2 separate regions of the Homo sapiens genome follow, and region 2 is linked to region 1. The links are chromatin contacts, found by Hi-C or POLR2A ChIA-PET in ENCODE. All regions are on one chromosome and are shown on one strand. The core of a region is the stretch at or near the end of the contact, and the rest is flanking DNA. Distances in the headings are between cores, read along the strand shown. Region 1 has its middle 14 kb from the start of LINC01058. Region 2 holds the start of MEDAG (mesenteric estrogen dependent adipogenesis).

Evidence for each region. Hi-C counts contacts between places; a loop is a spot of excess contacts on that map. ChIA-PET counts read pairs that join two places held with the same protein, here RNA polymerase II (POLR2A). Pooled maps may share reads with other maps.
Region 2: a loop to region 1 is called in a map of ascending aorta, with 2.7 times the contacts of the local background. The contact joins the promoter of MEDAG here to the enhancer-like site in region 1. A Hi-C loop is called at or near these places in 1 of 168 maps with a recorded cell type or tissue (ascending aorta) and 2 of 50 pooled maps. POLR2A ChIA-PET finds 5 or more read pairs at or near these places in 1 of 52 experiments (activated CD4-positive, alpha-beta T cell).

The regions. Positions count from the first base shown.
Region 1 is chr13:30,404,823-30,411,435 of GRCh38, reverse strand. No RefSeq gene overlaps it. Among named protein-coding and RNA genes, the nearest start is that of LINC01058, 14 kb to the left of the region's middle. RefSeq lists a silencer at 2,797-2,936. Within about 2 kb of position 3,000, at least 26 of the 41 ENCODE cell types and tissues checked have a DNase peak (open chromatin) inside an H3K27ac peak, as active enhancers do; they include ascending aorta, where a contact is called at or near this core.
Region 2 is chr13:30,902,460-30,909,072 of GRCh38, reverse strand. MEDAG (mesenteric estrogen dependent adipogenesis) reads right to left here and starts at 2,802. Exons shown (of 5, transcript NM_032849.4): 1 at 2,280-2,802. The coding sequence starts at 2,557. All of the region lies in intron 2 of TEX26-AS1 (TEX26 antisense RNA 1), which reads left to right. RefSeq lists an enhancer at 1,700-2,201.

The sequences.
Region 1 (6,613 bases), core at 1,751-4,250:
TACTTTGTGGAAGAGGTTTTTCCCACATGGCCAGGACAGAATGATGAGTGAGTGCTCAAGGAAAAAAGATTTGAGAATCTCAGGCTTTGTGGAAAAAAAACATTTCTAAGAGTTGGAAAGGGTGGGTCACTTGGGGTGTCCCTGCCACTGGTTGTATTTCCACGGATTTGAGAAAACCACTTGTCAGGGATACCGTTTGGTTTTTGAATGAGATGATACTTAAGACTGTTTCCTATTCCAAAATTTTATGAGGTTGTCACAGGTTAGGCCACCTCTTTCTTATTAAAAAGTATTTTTAAAATTTGGTCTGCTGAAGTAATTTTCCTATGTGAACACACCTTCAGTGTTTTAAATGTGACCATGGATTCGATTTATAGAAACCATGCCCATTTTCTGAAGCACGGTTTGGACTATGTGAGATTTGGAGGAGGAAGATTTTGGTTTCATGAGAAGTATGTATCACTGTGAGGGCATCTTAAGAATGATTAGGATGTACCTCATTTTTTTAAATCTACATAACCAATGTGCTCATCACCCTTATAAATAGTCATAAATGTTGCTTTCTGGGTATTTTTCTAGATAAGACATTGCATCTGTTCCAAGGAGAATGATTTTAGCACTCAATAGCTGAGAAAGGAAATGAATTATCCCATTGTAACTACTAGGGCAATTTAGGTAGTCAGTCACACCTTGGTATGGACAGACAGACAAAAGAATAAACAAGATTCTGCTATGCTTTTTCAATGAGGCCAAAGTTTTCTTTCTCCCTTTCCTTCCTTCCTTCCTTCCTTCCTTCCTTCCTTCCTTCCTTCCTTCCTCTCTCTTTCTTTGAGTCGGAGTCTCGCTGTCACCCAGGCTGGAGTCCAGTGGCGCAATCTCAGCTCACTGCAACCTCTGCTTCCCGGGTTCAAGCACTTCTCCTGCCTCAGCCTCCCGAGTAGCTGGGACTATAGGCATGCGCCACCATGCCTGGCTAATTTGTTGTGTTTTAGTAGAAATGGGGCTTCACTGTGTTGCCCAGCCTGGTCGAGAACTCCTGAACTCAGGCAATCCACCCACCTCGGCCTCCTAAAGTGCTGGGATTACAGGGGTGAGTCACCACGCCCAGCCCTTTTTTTTTTTTTTTTAAATAGCACTAAATGTTTAATACTAACACAGATCTCAGAGGAAACTGAACAGGGGTCTGGTGTTTTTAGAAAGCAAAACAGACAAACAAACTAATGAAAAAATGTTTGTAGAGGACTTTGTGTTTTTGACTTAGAGGAAAAGGGACAAAATATCAGTGCAGAAGGACTCCAGGCAGCTTCCAGCTCAGATCTCCAGCACTGACTCACTCCCACAGATCTCAAGCAGGCCAGGAGCTGTGATACCGCCTGGAAGTGTGTCGTGGGAATTTGTGATTATTTCTCTGGCTATGTGATGAGATTTTCGCTGCCTAAAATCCCCAGAGGTTAGAACCACATGGCTAGCGTTCTGTTAACCTAGTAAGTGAGAAAAGAAAGTCTTTCCTGGAATTCTGAATTGTAAAAATTTATTTCAAAAAGCAAGCAAAAAAGCCCAAACATAATGTTGGCACATTAAAAACAAGCAAACAACAACAACAGCAACAAAAACCCAACAAAAACTGAGCTACGTAAAGGTAGACACGGGGATATCAGCCAGATACTAGAACAGTTTCATGAGAAAGGAAGGAAAGTATGAGGATGTTTGACACCAGTTCCTAGGAACTTCCCGGGAAATGAATTTGTAGGGGAATAGGATCAGTGAAGGCACAGCAGATCCAAGATCACGATTTGGGATGCCTCTATTCGTCCCAAGAGAGAGGACAACTGATGTTCTTCCCAGGGCAGGAGCACCAGATAGTGGCTTTCCTATGTGACTCTGCATCATGGGGCTTTGGGTCTGATCCCATACCCCAATGCTATCCGCAGGGCCTGTATCCTGGTTCTTTTTGTGCCCTACAATCGGTGGAGTCAAGACACCTAACACTAGGTTCTGCTTGTTTATGTGTTTACAGGCTCACTACCCTTGCTGGGCTGCAAGCTCCTTAAGGACAGGAAGGAATTTTGTCCTCCACGGTATTCCCTGCATCTAGCAGAGTCCCAGTCCCAGAGTAAGCGCTCAGTAAAGAGTTTTCAAGTGTTACTATTAAATGAAGTGAAAAGGTCCAAAGAAATGCAAACCTGGCATTACCCCTGTTCTAACCAGAGGCAAAGTGTGCACTCTTGGTATGAGAGAGGATTTCCCGCTCTTGTGTCTTGGATTTTCAAGTACTGAGCCCCAGGAGTCACCTTGTCGCCTGATAACTCATTTCTTCGGTGATGTGGGTAGCCAAGGCAGGGTCTGAGTCCTTGGTCACTACTGAACCCCCACGACAGCGCCTGGCACCCGGGAGATGATCAGTAGGCATTCGTTGAATAAAATAATAAAAGCGACTGCTCCTGGCCTGACTTCTGCCTAGCAGGCTGCCGTCATTACCCAATAAATTGGCCTCTTTCAAAACAGGACACGTTAGGAAATGGAATTTCCCTAAAAGGAAAAGCCAGTAGGGTGGCAGGCCCCTTTCGCTACGCTTTCTGAGAAGGTGAGAAGGAGAAAGACGGGAAAGGGAGAAAACTTCCCAGGGTGATGGGTCCTGCACTGTCCTTTGATCTTGGGTTTGAGAGCTGAGCCCACTCTCCTGGCCATAAAACCCCAGAAACAAGAGCCAGTAGGTTTGGAGGCCGGCAAGGCATTTCCTCCCCACGTGACGAGGTGGCTCCTCTCCGCGCCTGCCGCAGCGCGCGCAGCTGCCGGCGTTTCAAAGGTGAGGACCGGCAGCCTCGTGGCTGGGCCGCGGTGCGCTCGGGGAGCGGGCAGGCAGGGGGCGGTGCCCGCTCCGGCTCTCGGCGCCCCTCCCCTGCCCGCCCCCTCCTCCTCGCGCCTCCATTTGGTGAACTCACAATAGGTTCCCAAGCCAGGAAAGAGACACCTGCCGGTGGCATGCGGCAATGCGGGGCCCGCGAGTCCTCCCGACACGCAGTCCAGGCCAAGGCCCGCCCTGGAGAACTGAGCAGAGCGGGCCGCGCCGGGACTGCACGCGCTTCTCCTTTGCAAGCCGGTTCTTCATTCAGCTTCCAAGGACACAACATGATCTCATCTTTCGACGCTCTTCCAAACATCTTACAACAGGCATAGGTCCACGTATGGGGGACCCCAAATGTCCCGCCAGGCTGGCCCCCGACGCTGACCGTTCCCGGAGCTGCTGGGCCCGCAGAACACAAGAGCGTTGCTCCGCAGTCAGCGGTCACTAAAATAGAGAGAGCAAAGCCTCATTCGATTTCTTTTATGTTCCCTTAGGCTGGCCAGCTTGTTCTCTGGCCACCCGTGATCCACCTCGTGATCCACCCGCCTCGGACTCCCAAAGTGCTGGGATTACAGGCGTGAGCCACCGCGCCTGGCCTTCTGTAATATATATATATATATTTTATATATATATTATATATATATATATATAATATATAATATATATGGCCTGGTGTGGCGGCTCACGCCTGTAATCCCAGCACTTTGGGAGGCTGAGGTGGGCAGATTGCTTGAGGTCAAGAGTTCGAGACCAGCCTGGGCAACATGGCAAAACCCTGTCTCTACTAAAATTACAAAAATTAGCTGGATATGGTGGCTTCTGCCTATAGTCCCAGCTACTCAGGAGGCTGAGGTAGGAGAATCACTTGAACCCGGGAGGTGGAGGTTGCAGTGAGCCAAGAGTGCACCACTGCACTCCATCCTGGGTGACAGAGTGAGACCCTATCTAAAAAAAAAAAAATAAAAACAACAAAAAAAGAAAATGCCAGAGTGTATCTCACATAGCAAAGGTAGTTTCCAGAAACTTCTGTTTAAGATATATATTGCGGGGGGCGGGTGCACAATATCATCTCTGTGACGTTCTTAATAAAAAAAATGCATAACCTCAGTCCAATCATGAAAAAACATCATACAAACCAAAATTGGGGGACACTCGACAAAACACCTCTTCAAAACTGTCAAGGTCATGAAAGTCAAGGAAAGACTGAGGAAAAAGTCACAGACTACAGGAGACTAAAGAGACAGGCAGCTGAATGCAATGCAGGGTCCTGAATAGGACCCTGGAACTGAAAAGGGGTATCAGTGGAAAGCTGGTGTCTTCAGTTTGGTTGATAGTATCATGCCGATGTTGATTTCCTGAATATGACAATTGTACTATGGTTACACAAGTTGTTAATAGTAGGGGAAGCTGGATGAGGGATATATAAAAATTTCTTGGACTATTGTTGCAACTTTTCTGCAAGTCTAAAATTAGTTCAAAATAAAAATGTGTTTTTGTATGCGTGAACGACAGGGGGCTCGTGATGTAGAATATGTTTCTTATAATGGGCTGTGGTGGAAAATGTTCACAAGCCACCTCCCTTGGGTGTGGAAGGTGTCCGGAGGCACCAGCCTGGGCCAGGCGGTGAGGGTAGCTTCTGGAGCTGAGGTTCCTGGAGGGTTTGTGGGTGTAATGGGGGTGAGTAAGAAGCTGCTGGTGACAGATCATGGTCAGATTTGGTGGTAGCTGGAATGATCACGGTGTCTCTAGGCATTTCAATCCAAGCCACCTATCTGCTGTTTGACAGAGGCTGTAGATTCCAGAAGGGCGAGGAACTCTGACCCCGTGAAGTCTGAGAGGTGGGCATCAGGGATCCTGAAGCTGTCACAGTGCTATTCTGTTACAACCTCAAGCAGCCACTTGTGGGAAGTTATATGTCAGGAAGAGAGACTTTTGGAGGATTGGTGGTGTTTGATAGTCTGGAATTGTGTTATCGCTTTTTTCTTTTCTTTTCTTTTCTTTTTTTTTTTTTTGTGAAGGAGGAGCTAATTTCAGCCCTAAACCATAGTTTCTCTGACTGCCCAAGGCTGTAGGCAGATAAATGTCCCTCTTTCACCAGGAATCTTTCAAGCAACTTGGAGAAATAAAAGGTTTGGTGAGGCAGCTGCTTCTAATACCTATACCCCAGCTTTGAAAACATATGGAATTAGAACAGCAGTTCTTGACTGGCGGTGACTTTGCCCCCCGCCCCGCCCAGGAGACATTTGGCAATGTCAGGAGACATTTTCAGTTGTCACACTGGGAGAGAGTGTATGTGTGTGTGTTACTGGCATCTAGTGGGTAGGGGCCAGGGATGCTGTAAACATCCTACCATGCACAGGACAGCCCCCTCCACCAGCACAGTGGAAAATCATTCAGCCCAAGATGCCAACAGTCCTGAGAATGAGAAACCCTGAGTTAGAGGAGATGAAAAGCCGATGTCTGTATACAGTCCAGAAAGTTGCCTGGGTGCTTTTCACAAAAGAAAGGGTTTTAAGCTCCATTTCTTGGCTTGATTTCAAGTGGATAATTATAACCTGCCTACCTAAAATTTACACTTTAATTTTCAGTGGGTATCTTTCTTCAGTTCATGCTTAAACAAGCTAAATGTGGCTGTGTTCTTGACAACAGGGCAATATTCCATGGCTGAGTCGGTTACAGGTCAACAGTGGGTGAAACAATTGGTCTGCAAAGTGATTTGAAGCCTTCGGGGGCTAAAAAGCACTAAAATAAGAAACCTGGGACATTATCATCATTATTAATTATTAGTGATATTACAGCACTTATTCAGCCACTCTCAGGATTCCCACAGGATTCCCATTAGTGCTAAGGTCAAAATCAGATTCCTGACCTTCAGTCCAACACTACTTAGAATTAATATGTTAGCTGTTAGAAGCCGGGAGCTGTCACGCTGCATGTCCCTGCTGCTCCAGTGTTTGGGAGAGGCTTTGCACTGGAAACATTGAGCTTCAAAGCAAACCTTCAACCTTCTATTTGTACTCACTGTTCCCATATATAGAACAGAGCAGCACACACTTGTCTATTGCTTCAAGGCAAGAGCAAATTCTGAAGGTATTAAATAGAGTCTTACTTCAACCAAACAAGAGAGCCCAGAGAAAGCTAAGGACAAGGTTCTGTCCCTTCCCTTACATTTTAAAGATTTTATTTATTTATTTATTTATTTATTTATTTATTTATTTATTTTTTGAGATGGAGTCTTGCTCTGTTGCCCAGGCTAGAGTACAGTGGTGTGATCTCGGCTCACTGCAACCTCCACCTCCCAGGTTCAAGCGATTCTCCTGCCTCAGCCTCCTGAGTAGCTAGGATTACAGGTATGCACCACTATGCCCGGTTAATTTTCCTATTTTTAGTAGAAATGGGGTTTCACCATGTTGGTCAGGCTGGTCTCGAACTCCTAACTTTGTGATCCGCCCATCTCAGCCTCTCAAAGTGCTGGGATTACAGGCATGAGCCACCGCGCCTGGCCTAGATTATAATAATTTAGAGTGGCAGAATTTAAGATCAGGATCCAAGCTGCAAACTCTTAAACTGAAGGGTTATTGTTTTAGAAGCCACACAGATCAGTTTATGAAACCTGATTTGGCTTTTTTTTTTTTTTTTTTAAAACAGCATTTAAATGTTAAACAAGCCTGGACAGCTACAGACAGGCAACAGGCATAAAAGAAGCAGGCTTAAAAAAATTTTTTTATTTTTGGTGTGTTTGTTCATTTTCCCTGGGATTTCTGTCTT
Region 2 (6,613 bases), core at 1,553-4,052, 500 kb before region 1:
CCATCTCGGCTCACTGCAAGCTCCACCTCCAAGATTCAAGCCATCCACCTCCCACCTCGGCCTCCTGAGCAGCTGGGACCACAGGTGCATGTCACTATGCCCAGCTAATTTTTGTAGACAGGAGGTCTCACTATGTTGCCCAAGCTGGCCTCGAAGTCCTGGACTCAAGCAATCCGCCCACCTCAGCCTCCCAAAGTGCTGGGATTACAGGCATGAGGCACTGCACCCAGCCCTGAGATCTTTGGAAGCATGCCAGAACAGACTGGTGAAAATAAATCATGCAAATCTTTAATAAAACTGGCCAGAGCTTATTTTTCAAAAAGAAGGAAGGAAGGAAGGGAGGGAGGGAGGGAGAGAGGGAAGGAAGTGGGGAGGGAGGGAGGGGAGGGAGGGAGGTTTTATGCTATCTCTAAAGCCAAAAACAACTGGCAAATTTGGCAGCTCAGAGGAACGAAGCTTTAGATATCTGAGTTCTGGCTTCGGCATACCTCCCACCTCCTGATTCCCGAGGGCAGAACCTCTCACTGCTGCCCACAGTCCAGTCCTCCCCCTCTGCCTGGAAGGCTGTCTCCATTTAGACCACATTCCCTCCTGGCCATCCTTCAGGACTGCACACTCAGTTATAAAAGCCTCCTTCCCTGCCTGAGGACAATAGATAGCTCCTTCCATCACCCAAATTATTTTCAGAGGCTCCTTGCTATTTCCCAGGTACAAAAGAAGCCCTCACAGTATTGCTTATACAATGATAGCCTATTATTTGTTGTTTTGTATTTGCACCCTGGTCTGTGTTACCTGGTCACTGTGGCCCAGTTGTTTATTCTAGATTCAAAGCTGTCAGGGGAATCACTGTTGTTTAATTTTCTTTTGTGTAGGAGGTGTTCAAAGCAAAAGTTAGATGACAGACTTCAAAATCATTTCAGATTCTGCAGCACTGTTTGCTACAATTAGGAGAACTGGTTCTGTCAAAACCCTAACTTACGGCTTCGTTCATTCTGGACATTTTTATTTTTCATACCCTGCTCTCAAATACAATGGGTATCTTCTTTTTAAATCTGCACACATCTGACTCAGTTCCTCCCACAGTCCTCCGCTTATGGTTTGGAATTGGAATTTTCATTTCACTAAGAAAGGGAGAAATTCTTGCTGGGGAATGGTTCTTCAGGCATTCAGAGCCCTCACTATCTTTGGAAAAGCAAGGTTTTTTCTCCAAGAGTTTTGAAGACTGCACGTTCAATATCTCATTTTGTTTGCTTCCCTCTCTTGGCTCCCTCCTACCCACAGGGTGCCACAGCACGCTGTCTTTCCCAGTAGCAAAGGCGCTGTGTCTCAAAAGCTGGCTATCTTATTCATTTCTGAGTCAAACTCTAGACCATGCTTGCCTCTTCAGGCACTTGGCTCTCTCAGCACAAATATAACAGGTCTTTGCACTCCAGGCCCTTGCCAAGAGTGAACTCTGGAGGCCTGAGGCCATGTGGAATCAGGCCTGAAGTGCCCTCCTTTACCCTGTGGCACCAAAGCCTGCTTCAGATGGCTGGGCCACATCCTGCCGGTCTGCCAAGAAGAGCTTGGGGGCACTCTGGCCACAACAGTCAAGCATCCTGGGGGCCTCCTTCCCATTAAGGCCCTCAGGTTTCGCACTTATTTCCCCAGAACTTATCTGTGCCTTCCACAGCCCACATGGCCCCGGGCTGGACTTCCAGGGGCTTTGTTCCCTTCTCAGCTGCGGTTTATTTGTTTACTTTTGAAACACGAAGTGAGGCCAGAGATGGGAAACTTTGAGCTTTTGCATGCTTCTCCACTCGGTCTCCTCACTGGAGAGGGCTGGCAGTGCTCAGAATGGTGCATGCCCCCTGCTCCTCACCGCCACCCATGCTCCAAAGCCAGGATGTGAGTCTTGCAGAGCTGCAGACAGCCCCTAAAGGGTGTGCTCCCAATTTGAGCTCATCTGACCCAGTTAAGGAGCCAGAATGGGAGAAGCATCTGCCACTCATGAGCTCTGGCTGGGGGGCCCCTGCCCTCCCCCTCGCCCCCAGTCCTGATGCCCTTCTGGGCGGCTTCAAGCAGCAGCTGCAAAATGTCAGTGCAAGAGGCAGAAGAACCAGGGCGAGCGTGCAGGCTCCGGGTGATAGAAGCAGAAGGAAAGTCTAGAAGCGCACGGAGCAAGGGGCCACGCGGTGTCGCAGGCAGCGAGGACAGCCCAGGCTCCCAGAGACCGCAGCCGGGTGGAGGCGTCTGCGGGTACCAGGCGACGGGCCAGGGCGCACGGCGAGGCCACCCACCTCTTGATGTAGCTGCTGAGGCGGTAGAGCTGCCCGTCGAGGCGCACGAGGCCGTCACCGAAGACGTTGAAGCCCCCCCGCGCCGCCGCCGGCTCCCCGGGCCTGGCCACCACGAGCTGGTCGCCGCTCAGCTGGAAGGCACCGGGCTGCAGGCGCAGCAGCTGAGCCAGCGGCAGCAGGGCCAGCTCGCAGTCGCAGGTCCACAGGCTGCGAAGCTCCCCAGACGAGATGGAGGTCAGGCTCGGCCTGGCCACCGGCTCGCAGGCCGCCCCCGCCATGCCCGCGTCGTCGGTCCTCACACCGCCTGCTTCCGTCCGGTGCCTACAGCCCCCAGCCGGCACCTGATGGTCCCCAGGAGGGGCCGGGCGCCCTGCCTGCGTCAGCCGCGCGCGAGGTGAGGAGGGGGTCGGTCTGCCCGCCTGGCCGGGACGCGGTGGCCGCTCAGGTGCCAGTCTGACCGCCCGGGCGGCCCCTCCCAAGCTGCCACTCGCTGGGAGCCCTGCAGGCACCGCGCGGAGAAAGCGGCCCCGGCGCAGCGCGGCCCCTTTTATCCGCCCTCTGGACGCCCGCCTCGCCCCTGCCGGCCCACGGCCACGACCCCAGAGGCTCGGGGCAGAGTTATCATCGTCTCATAACTTGGCATGCTCGAGTCTGCTCGCAGGCAAGGCTTAGTCATCCCCCTGGGGTCCACTACTCAACACCAGCGCTGGCCCCCGCCCTGCCTGGCGGACACTGCCGGAGGCTGGAGGTGGGGAGAGTCCTCCCCGGGTTCCCAGGCCCTGCCTATGGTGGGCGGCAGGGCGCACAGCACCCATCCTTGCCTAAGACACCACACCCCTGGTGTTGATTGGAGAAGAAGGCAAGGGCTCTGGCCCTACCCATTCCACCTGGGACCCAGAGGCTGTCAAAGGCCAGTGCTGGAACTCCGATCCCCACCTCAGTACCAGACCTCTCACTCAGCCTCAGTTTTCTGCCATTTTAACTCCATCCAGATCGTACCCTGCATTTCCCTCCTTTCAGCCTTTCCTTCAGCTGGTTGCTGGCCCTGGATCCCTTCCCCCTAGAAATCCCACTGATCATCACATCGCTTTTCCATAAAGCCTTCACGAATCCCACGAGGGTTTCATCGCTTTGCTTCTCCTTTCTACTGCACGGTGAACCCTAGACTGCAATGTGCCGTGTAGTGGGGATAGCAGGGTCCTAGCATCCTCCCTTCTCCCCTGCCTCCCCAGTAGGTGGTGATCTCCTTGAGCCCCAGAATATGTTCATTTCTTCAGTCTATAAATATGTGAGTGCTAGCTATGGGCTCATTGATCTCCTGAGGTATGAAAGGAGAACTATATTATTCCATTTAATTAAACACCTATTTCTGCTGCGGAGAAGCCTGGATGGGATGGGAGGAGAATCTAGCCTAGTTTCGAGGCTTTCTGTAGTACTGTGTTTTAGGATTCTAAGCTACATCCCAAAAGTTGAGTAGAACGTAGAGAATATCCTTAGTTAGTCTTTGTGTGCCCCCACATGAACTCTTGTGTAGGTTTAATCAGATGGGATGAAGAGTCCTCCCGCCACATCTCATTTAAATCTCAGAATATAAATGAGCCCCACTCTCTTCTCTTCTTCTAGGTGCACACCTATCCTTTCTCCAGACATGGATCTTTTACCCATGGGATCATTACCCCATCTCTGGGCCTCTCTGAACAAATCTAATTCACTGAGCATGAATTGATCACTACCCACTCAACCTTTTGTGGCGCAGGAAGGATGCTCTACCTGTGAAAAAAGCATCCAGAAGATCTTCTTGCAAAGGGAGGTTTGAGGATCCCTGCAAAGAGAATGGGTCTGGGGTGGGCTGAGACTGTAGACAGGACTCAGAGGCTGGGGCTGTTTTCACAGGGGAGGGATTTGGTGCCAGCAGTTAAATCCATTGTGCCCTATTTAGAACTTCACTCTTGTCCCAAACATTGACAGAGTCATCACTATGCACCAGGGACCATCTTAAGCTCTGAGGTCACACACACACACACACAAGGATCCAATAAGTGCTACCATAGATGTATGGACTAAGCACTATGAGAAATAAGTGGTTCTGCCCCAAGAAGGGTGCTCAAAGGAGGTGACACATGGCTAGACTTCCAATACACAGGGGAGGCTCCCAGGGGAAGGAGCAGCAGCAATAAGGAGATGGGAGAGAAGATTCTGTACCATTCTATGCAAAGAGAGATGCTATGGTTCCATCTGGGGGAGGGGGGAAATTTTTAAACAGCTAGGGCAGACCATCCTATTTGGGATAAGAGGGGTCAGTTTTATATGAGATGAGACCAGAAAGGGCTGTTGGAGCCAGATTGTGACAGACCCTCTGAGTTGTCAGGAATTTGGATTCTTAAGACAATGAGGAGCCTTGGGATGTTTTAAAGAAAGGAAGTGATATAATTATGCCTCAGTTCAGATAGACACCTTTGGTTATGACCAAAGAAGATGTTTTGAAACAGGAAGATCAGAGGCAGAGAAACCAGTTAGGAGATTGATGTAATAATCCAGATAACATATGATGGGGGTCTGAACAGAAGCAGCTGTGGGAATGGAGATGAGGTTTCAACATTTTTGAGTCAGAGTCAGCAGGAAGGATCTTATGAGTAAATAAATGAAAAAGAGCAGAGAGACCCACTTAGTCTCTTGCTTGGGTACCCAGAGAGATGGTGACACCATTAACGAAGCTAGGGTTCACAGGAGGAAGAGTAGGAGTTTGAGGAGAGATAGTGATGAGTTCAGGGGGGACATACTGATTTTGAGCTACTTATGGAACATCAAGGTAGAAAAGTCCAGGAGGCAAGGAGTTAGTTGGGTCTGGCGTTTTGGAAAGACAAGGTCAATGATTGAGATTTGAAAGTCTCTAGATCAAAGACGGGGTTGAAGCCAAAGAAGTGGATGGGGGCATCTAGCTAATACATGATAGGGTAGGAATTTGAACCCAGGCCTTTAGTTTACTTCAACATATGTTAATTGAGCATCTGCTATGTTCAGTGCTTTGCTGGAGATACAGAGTTGAATAGAGGATGGCCCCTGTCCTCAAATAACAGGGAGAAATGCAGGAATCAGCATGAACTAGTCTTCTGGCACCATGTCCAAACATGTGGCTGAAATCTAGTTATATTTTGCCTGTGTCTCCAACCTGCTGGTGGAATACAACCTCAACAACAATAACAGCTGCAGAAGTTGCTTTCAATTAGTAAGTCAAGGAGGGCAGGTCCACTACAGAGCCCTCACCAGCCCCTACTCTCCCCATTCCACATAGATCGAACTCAACAACTCACCCTATGAGCTTCACATAGATCAAGCTCAACAACTCTTGATTGCCCTTAAACCTACACCACACTGTCTATGAATGATTTGGCTTTCTTGAAGGGTAAAATGTTACATCGGGGTTTTATATCAGAATTATATGCATTTGTTTAAGATAAACATACCAGTCCCTCCTATCAAAAAACCGTTTCCTGGGCAGGCACGGTGGCTCACACCTATAATTCCAGTATTCTGGGAGGCCAAGGCATGTGGATCGCCTGAGGTCAGGAGTTCCAGACCAGCCTGGCCAACATGGTGAAATCCCATCTCTACTAAAAATACAAAAATTAGCTGGGTATGGTGTTGAATGCCTGTAATCCTAGCTACTTGGGAGGCTGAGGCAGGAGAATCGCTTGAACCTGGGAGGCAGAGGTTGCAATGAGCCAAGATCGTGCCATTGCACTCCAGCCTGGGTGACAAGAGTCAAACTCCATCTCAAAAAAAAAAATCCGTTTCCTTCATAGTAAGATATCAACACTTAGATCTGAGTAGAAGAATTAAACGAAATTTTTCTTTACCTCACCACAGTTGTGTGATTTTACACTTTTCCTGTATTTTCCAAATAAATGTGTATTGTTTTATACAGAAAAATGATGTTGAGCATAATAAAAATATTTTAAAGATGCTTTCTTGGTATGTTGTCTAGAGGTTTCATTTGATGCGTTTTCAGCAAAACACCTGCATTTCTTTATGGGTAATTTATGCATTACCAAAATGCCAGAGAAAGATATGAAAAAGTGAACAGAAAAAAAATAGTATTCAATGTAATGTAAGCCATTGCTAATAAGTAGAGAGCTAGAGAGATCTTTTCATGTTTAATGTCTTTTTCATTACCCAAGTACCAGCCAGGCAAACAATCACTCCTGGTGACGACCTTTTCAGTCTTTTTTTGGTTTGCTTACATAGTTGTGTTCCTATCGTAGAATTTTTATTCGGCTTTGTGCATTTAACATTATATGTATATTATGTTGTGAAAATTTCATTTTCTTTGTGAA